Linked DNA regions of Mus musculus: region 2 is linked to region 1. A link is a contact called in ENCODE Hi-C or POLR2A ChIA-PET data. All regions are on one chromosome and are shown on one strand. The core of a region is the stretch at or near the end of the contact, and the rest is flanking DNA. Distances in the headings are between cores, read along the strand shown.

Region 1 (4,085 bases), core at 925-3,424:
TGAGACTTGGGGATGCGCCCACCTCAGGCCCATGCATCACCAGATGGGCTCTCACATGACCATTACACACACTGATGGTGACACTGTATCAGAAAGCCACTCAGCTTTGCCTTTTAACTAAATCTGGACCTGCTTGCCACAACTATGTAACGTAAGCCTCTAACTACTAATTTCTGAAGAGAAGCTCTGGCTTAAACAGTGACATCCTGTTGTCAGTTCAACTTTCCAGATCTCCGTGGCTACAGGCAGCTTAACTGACACAAACCTCACTTCTAAGGGAAAAGCTGTAAGGTGTCTAAGCATTTCCTCAACAGAAGACTCGGCCCACGGTAACATGAGTGGGAGGGAAAAAGTAATTAGGGTTAATTATGCTATTACCCTCCCCCCCAAAAGCATCCTCCGCTGGCAGCCATCACTGTGGGACAGCGCAGCAGACTTCAGTAACAAGCTGCCCACTAGCACAGAGCTTGGATAAGTTTGTGCCTATGAAGAGACAAGCTGAAGGCAACACGGGTGGGAAACAGCAGACACTGCCAGGTCAGGTCAGGTCGCCCAGTCAGCCCTGGTCTTTTTTAACCTTGCAGGTACAGCTGCCAGGCTGGGCACTCAAAGTATTAGCAGAGAGTACTCTTCTCAGCCAGGCATGTTGGTGAGCTCCTGCAGTCCTGGCACTTAAGGATGGCTGTGAGTTCAAGGCCAAGGCCTGGAACACAGTGAGTTCCAGGGGAGCTGTGGCTATACAGCAAGACCTTGCTCAGGTCTGACCCAGGGTGGGCAACCTGGCCCAGTAGGTGGGGGTGCTTGTATAAGCCTTACTAATACCCAGGTCCCCCGTTCTTCTGCTAGTCTGCTGGAGTCAGCTTGCTGGCTCTCAGGCCCTAAGCAGTGCGCATGCTGGGAGGTAGGCAGCTTGGTGCATGGGACTCATATGGCACTCTGAGGCCAGAGTCCACGTCCAGTCAGCTGGGTCTTTCTATCCAGACCCAGCTCTGGTGTTTGACGGCGTGGACACTGGGCAGAGCCACACAAACACAGCACAGAAGCCTGGGCACATTCTGTACATTACAGTAAGGCAGTGCAGAGACTGGGCAGGCACCCAGTCGGCCCTGCCTCACCGTTAGGTATGTGGATGCAATGCCTGCCAGCTTTTGATCACCAGGTCTTTAACTATGGAGACCTGGGCTGAGACTATAGTGAAGAGGTTCTGAGCAACCGCAGGCATCAGGGGGAAGCCAGCAGTGCTGCCAACATTTCTGTGCCAGGATGATCCTTTTTAAAAAATAACAAAATCCAACTTTAACAGAACTCATTTAGGGCAGGAGAAGGGAATAATATTTAAATTTTCTTTATCATTTATACATGTAACGGCTTGTATGTATGTACACCACGTGTGTGTATATAGATGCCTTTGAAACCAGAAGAGAGAGTCTGATTCCCCAAGAGCTGGAGTTACAGGAGCTGTGAGCCACTCAGTATGGTTGCAGGGAATCCTCTGCAGGAGCAGCAAGTGCTCTTAACGGCAGCCATCTCCTCGGCCCATGAAAGAGAGAATTTTAATACTATACTAGTCTCTCCCGGGAGCTACGGAACTTGTAGGCCACTGACATTCACCCACTTAGCTTCACATCTGACAAACTGCTAACCCAGGCTGTGTGAGATGCTATTTATGTGCGTTCTTTTTCTAAACATAGTTCAACACACCATCTGCACAGGAAACATCCTGCCGGGTCTTCTCCCTCAGCAGCAGAGGAGCACAGACTCCGAGTCGGAGACCAGCTCTGACTTGATCACTGCCAGGAGGCCACTTCACCTGTGCCATCAGCAAGAGGACAGCTCCACCTGCCTCGATGAGATCATGTCTTATTGATCCCATGCTCTGTGGCAGGCAGAAGCAGCGTCTCACTACTCAATCACGGCTCCGACAGCCCGACAACACAGGTATCGTCCCAGCCTCACTGAGAAGCACAGTGAGGGTATGGGACATGCCCCAGACCATACAGTAAGTGACAGAGCCAGGCTTAAACCCAGGTTGTCTGGCTCCAGGGTGCTGGTTTCAATTAGTACTTTAAAATAGCTCTCAGGAATGTTATGAGGCTCAAATGCACGCACACTGGAAGACAACCATACGGACAGGCCTTGTTTTCTGTGCTATCACAAGGTCAGGCCAGCGTCTGAGAGTCCAGCACTTGTTGCAGTAGGTGCCTGGGTGGCAACCCTAGCTTCCCCGAGTGGCAGCTCTGAGGCTTGTGCCGCAGCATCCCCAAAACACTGGTACAAAAACACTTAGCTTTTGTTGGCTGTTTTTATCCTAAGAAAAATGTAGCCCTTCTGGCTGGGGCAGAGTGGAGTTCAGGCTTCTGCCTAGACCTGGCAAACCATGTCTACCTGACAGGCTTGTTTCTTCTGTTGTAAATGCAAGATCCAGGACCCTGCATGTTAACTGCTGTCTTTGGCTGAGCTCTAGAAAGTCAAGGCAGTTTCAGATGGTAACGAGGCCAGACCTCCATCCCACATTGTGTAACCTGATAGAAGCAGAGGTGACTGGGCCTGATGGTGATGTCCAACACCTCCAGCACGAGCTATCTCGGCTAAGAATCCTGCCCCACTTCTCCACCAGGAGACTTGTAACTAGAATGTCAGTGTAATTATCTGAGATGGTCCCTTGGTGCCAGTTAAGGTCCGGTAAAATGCAAGGTCAACCATCTTCCCAGACATTGTGCACAGCAACTTGGAGCTGGGACCCTTCCTGACCACCCTTCTTCTTCCACCCTCCACAACTAAGCCACCACCAGCTCCTGCCTGTTCTTAAACAACAACAACTACTCTTTCAAAAAGCTCTTAAACTGCTCATAGGATGGATGTTGATCATACTTGTGCATCATACTTTCAGTGACTGCACTTTCCTCCCATCCTGCCCAACTCCAGACATAGCTGCCAGGGGGACTCTTCTGAAATGCCAATCTGTTTACCTTCTGTCAAGCTCCAGTGGGAGACCTCCATCGTGGTGTGGGCCACGATGTCATAACTGCCACAGCTTCCCTCTTTTGCATGTTACCATTAAATCCTGGGGTCCTGGGGGGTGGGGATTCCGAGACCAAGAAGAGTGCACACTGACAACCCGAAGGGGTGAGTTTCAGGCTTTTCATACCTTGCCGACCTCAGGGCAACGTGAGAAAGCCTCGTCTGCAGAGCTGAGGTGGCTTGGGTGGCTGGTGCGGCCTGTGCTTTCTCTCTCTCTCCTCTCCCAGCTCTGCCTCCACTCACGGACACCACCCCACAGTGGTGGTGCAGGTACCCCAGAAACCTTCCTGGGAGCTGGAGTAAGGAGCCCTGGGCCTAGAGTGTGAGGGAATCCCCACTCCATTCCCCTCCTCCTCACAGCTCCTGCATAGCTGCACAGGTTGCCTGTCCAGCTACAGGACTGATACTAGGAATCTCTGGGAGCCAAAGGCTGTGTGGAAAACCCCAGGAGAGGACGGAGCTAGGCCAGAAGATGCTTGGAACTTGGCATGAACGCTCAGGGTGAGGGGCACGTGCGGGGCTGGGGGAAGCTCACGTTTAAGTGGCACACGTAGGGAGAGACGAAGAGTACACCAAAGGCTCTGAGAACTTGGGTGTGTCAGAAACGTTGCTCAAGTCCCAAACTAAAGCCAGAGGGGCTCAGTGAGTACAGAGCTCTGTAACCTCACAGAGGCTCCCAAACCGAAATGGGTGCTGGAACCACACTATCCAAAACTGAGACGGAACTTACGGTCTGGGCCTGCAGTAACCAGGCCTGCCTCAATCACCATTCTACAGAGGGCTGTGCCAGCAGGACCAGGGCCTCGCAGCACAGAATACAATATACAGTTACTCAGGTATAAAGAGCCAGAAAGGGTAACAGTGATGCTAGACTGGAGATAATGCTTACATTAGGATTACCATAGTCTTTAAAAATGCTTTCTTAAATAAGCATTCTTCATGATAAGAGCAAAATCACTTGAAGATTCGAGCAAAAAGGAACTAAAAAACAGAAAGTTTAGAACTGAAAATGATAATCTGAAACAACAACAAAATCACTGGCAGGAATGAACTAAGAGCGTGAA
Region 2 (3,966 bases), core at 620-3,119, 86 kb before region 1:
AAGCACGAGCTGAAGTTTCATATAAAAACATTTGTTTCAATAACTACTTTAAGGCGTCAAAGTTATATGGAGTGGGAACAGCTCCTCCATGCCAACCCACTACTAGGTTTCAATTCTAGAAACTGCCCCAAATAGACAGAAACAGTCCTTCTTTCTGACCTAGATAATTTAAAGCCAAGGAGTCCAAGTCCTTCATGGAAAAGTACCAGGGTTCTGTTGGGATTTAAATGAAACACTGCTGGTGTGGCCTATCTGACAGACTGTCAACTGATCAGTGGCAGTGACAGAGGGCTTGCCTAGCACAAATGAGTACCTGAGTTTGATCCCCCAATGCTGGGGTAGGGGGATGGAGGGTGACCATACCAAAACATTGTTGACAGTTGCAGGACCAACATACTCGAGATATTCTTAGTGAAAAATCTGGAACTGTAAAGTGAAGTAAAAGGAGAGGAGAAAATAGAGAATTTATCGCTAGAAACGTGGCAGTCATGGGAGGCTGCAGAGACACAGACATTTGGGGTGGCTGTTAGGGAAGGTGGGGAGGGAAGGCTGCAACGAGGCTGTGCAGAAGACAAAGGGGCTTGAGGCTACAAGAGATAGGTACTGTTGACAGTATGCAAATCAACTCAAGATAAAGAAGAAAGAGAGTCACCCAGACCAGACAGAAATGTAGGGCTTTATGGATGAAGTGTGCTGCTGTGGCTTAACTCTTCCCTCTTCAAAGGGGGCTAAAGAAAAACTTGAATCAGGGTGGACTCAGCAGCCCTTCAACAGACCAAGAGAGTCTAGCGTCCCCTTTCCTGGGGTGGAATCAAATCCTCGTCGCGATTTCAACATTTTAAATGTGTGGAGGAAAACTTGCATTCTCAAAGCAAAGACTTCACAAAGAAGTCAACATGAAACAGATGGAGCGAATCTCTTCTCTTCACAAATCTTAGACTAAATTAAAAAAAAATAACTCTGGGTATCAAATACCTTAGCTAAGGAGATAATTCCTCTGGATTTTGGCTTCCTAGGAAATGACCTCTCTGATAGCGAATCCTCCCCCAACACCTCTGGCACTGAGCATTGTAATATAAGACAATGATGCCGGAAAATGAAAGGCAAAACCCAACCTTCGTCTGTAGCTTTCAGAGTGATTTCGCTCTCAGTACAGACTTAGGCAGGTGTGTCTGAACTCCTTGAAGAGAATGTCCTGGGAGCCGCCTTCTCAGTATCTTGTTATCGACAAACTAAAAGAGATTTGGTTTGGATCTCGGTGGGTTTTTTTTTTCCGGATCCCGCCGGATTCTGCAATTGGGAACCCCGAGCCCCTCCCCAGACCGAGCTAATAAAGAGAAACAGCGGGGAGCCAATCTATTGGACCCTGACCCGTGAAGACTCTAGCTGTAACTCGTGCCGCGGGGAGAGAGGGACCTAGTCGACCTCCCTCTGCTTTAGTTTCTAGCCTGGCGGGCACTCTGAGGGACAGCCAGTCGCCTACCTGCCTGACATCTCCCAGGCCTCGGGGTAGCTGCGCGCCCGGGAGAGCTGTTCCCCTCCGGCTCAGTTCGCCCTCGGCCTCACCTCCCACGCTGCCCGCGACTGTGACCAGCCTGACTCACCCCGGACGGGTGGCGGGGGTTGGGGGATACTTCAGAAGGCGGAGGTACTGGAGGCGGGCTGAGCCCTTCCCCCAGAGCCCAGGAGGAGGCGTAGCCAGAGCGCAGGTGAAACCGACTCCGACCTATCCCGGGAACTTTCGCTGCGGGGACTCGCTGCGACAGGCCAGCGTCGTTCAGGGGCGGCCCAGGAGCCGCCCCCTGCCACCAGGGTTGCGCGCGGGGACTCTGCCTGGGCACCCGCCCCTAGGGACCCTCGGCCCTCCTGGAGCGCCCTGGGGATGCGGGCGGCGCCGGCCTCCGCGGCTGATGGAGGCGGGTGGCGCCACCCTGGGCGCAGGTGACACTCTCCAGGCCTGGGTTTCGGTCGAAGGGGAAGTGCGCTGGGAGCTCGAGACGCAGCCGCCCCAGGGACTAAGGACCCAGCAGCGATGGCCGGAGAGCTGAGCCAGGAGGCACTGCTGGACTTTCTGTGCCAGGCCGGGGGCCGAGTGCGTAACGCAGAGCTGCTGAGCCACTTCAAGAGCTTCCTGCGCGACCCTCACGTGTCTCCAGGCCAGCTGCAGGAGCGTCGCGAGCGCTTCAAGGGCTTCGTGAACTCGGTGGCCGCAGTGCGCCAGGACCCCGACGGCACCAAGTACGTGGTGCTCAAGAGGAGGTACAGGGACCTACTGGGGGAGGAGGGCCTGCAGCGACCGGGCCCTGTAGATGGAAAGCCGCGGGGCCACCGCCGCCGTGACCCGGAGCCGCAGAAGCCGCCGGCAGGTGCGGGGACCCAGGTGGACGTAGGTGGCAGCGCGCAGAAGGTGGCCGGGCCAGACCCCAGCCCGGAGGACAGCCCGAACCAGAGGACACCGGAGCCAGAGGCTGCTCAAGCCAGAGGCAGGTGTGCGGCTGTGGGGACGCGAGGACGCTGCTGCTGGGAGTGCCAGCAGAACGGCTGGGGACAGTCCACCGGACAGCCGCTGCCAGAAGATCTCGGAGACCCTGCAGTCGCCTGCGAGAAGCCGGAGCGCGCTGCACCTGCCCGGGATGACCTCGGAGCTCCGGGGTGGCTGAGGGAAGGAGAGGCCGCCGAGCACGCGCCTGGATCTGTACCGCCTGTCTGGCCTCCGACCGCCGTCGAGGCTGCTGGCAGCCCGACGTCCCCGCCTGCTCTCCCGCCCCACCCGGCGCCCTCCAGAGAGCCACTGGAGCTGTTTACCGCCGGCTCCCCGAACCATTCAACCCAGCAGCTGCAGCAACAGCACCAGCGCACTCAAGAGTGGGTAGCCAGATACCTGCAGGTGCCTGAGCCCGAGATCCAGGCGCCCACTCGCGCCTGGTCGGTGTTGCCAGACAACTTCCTCCAGCTACCTTCAGAAACCGCCTTTGGGGTCTCGGAGACCAGCTCGGCGCTGCCAGAGCCCGCTCTGTCTTTTCATTCTCTCCTTCCCGTGGTTCTCGATGAGTCCTCAGAATCCTGGCCAGGGAACGCTCCATCTACCGTCTTTCGAAGCATTCGTTGTCAGCTGTCCCTCCAGGATCTGAATGACTTTGTGGAGCAAGAGAGCCATGGAAGTGAGGAGAGCAGCAGTGGACCCAAAGAATCTCCCGGAACCCCCGAAGAGGGGCTGCAACCTGTCTTGAGAACTTCCTCCTGGGGGGAGCTCAGGGATCCAGTTGAGGATCTGTTTTTGCCACCAAACGACAGCCCTTGCCTGATCCGGCGGGACCTCGGATATAGAGGGAATGCGCCCAGTTTTCGGAAGGTCCCAACAGTGGCTAAAAGCCTTGGAGACCACCCCCAAGAGCCCTTCCCTGCCCTCAAGTTCCGAAGGTCTGTCAGGAGGAGCTCTCGAACAGGAAGAACCAAATCTCCTTCTTCCTCAGACGAGGAGCATCCTGATGAGGACTTGTGGAAAAGGAGTCGGCGCCCACCTCGGTCCAGGAAACCTTCCAAGGCAGGAGCCCTGCCCAGCCCAAGGGTGGATGCTGTTTTGGTACAGAAATTGGCAGATGCTAATGCTGTGGCCAGTCAGCCACACTCTTCATGGATCCCAAGCAGGGATGGATCTGCAGCCTTGATACCCCACAGACCTTCTGAGCACAGGTCCCCCCTTGTCCCTCTAGACACCAGGGAGCATGAGTGGATTGTGAGGCTTGCCAGTGGTTCCTGGCTTCACGTGCTGACTTTGTTCTGGGAGGACCCCCAGCTGGCTTTGCACAGAGACTTCCTGACTGGGTACACAGCCTTGCACTGGATAGCAAAGCATGGTGACCTGTGTGCCCTTCAGGATTTGGTCTCTGGAGCCCAGAAGGCGGGCATTGCACTAGATGTAAATGTGAGGTCCAGTTGTGGCTATACCCCACTGCACCTTGCAGC

Evidence for each region. Hi-C counts contacts between places; a loop is a spot of excess contacts on that map. ChIA-PET counts read pairs that join two places held with the same protein, here RNA polymerase II (POLR2A).
Region 2: a loop to region 1 is called in a map of left cerebral cortex, with 3 times the contacts of the local background. The contact joins the promoter of Sowahb here to the enhancer-like site in region 1. A Hi-C loop is called at or near these places in 2 of 37 maps with a recorded cell type or tissue (both left cerebral cortex). POLR2A ChIA-PET finds 5 or more read pairs at or near these places in 2 of 5 experiments (Patski and embryonic stem cell).

What each region holds. Positions count from the first base shown.
Region 1 is chr5:92,957,485-92,961,569 of GRCm38, reverse strand. The region is part of intron 9 of Shroom3 (shroom family member 3); the gene reads right to left. Among named protein-coding and RNA genes, the nearest start is that of Gm36764, 50 kb to the left of the region's middle. Within about 2 kb of position 2,174, at least 1 of the 3 ENCODE cell types and tissues checked has a DNase peak (open chromatin) inside an H3K27ac peak, as active enhancers do.
Region 2 is chr5:93,042,925-93,046,890 of GRCm38, reverse strand. It overlaps Sowahb (sosondowah ankyrin repeat domain family member B), which reads left to right and starts at 1,869. Exons shown (of 1, transcript NM_175270.4): 1 at 1,869-3,966. The coding sequence starts at 2,033.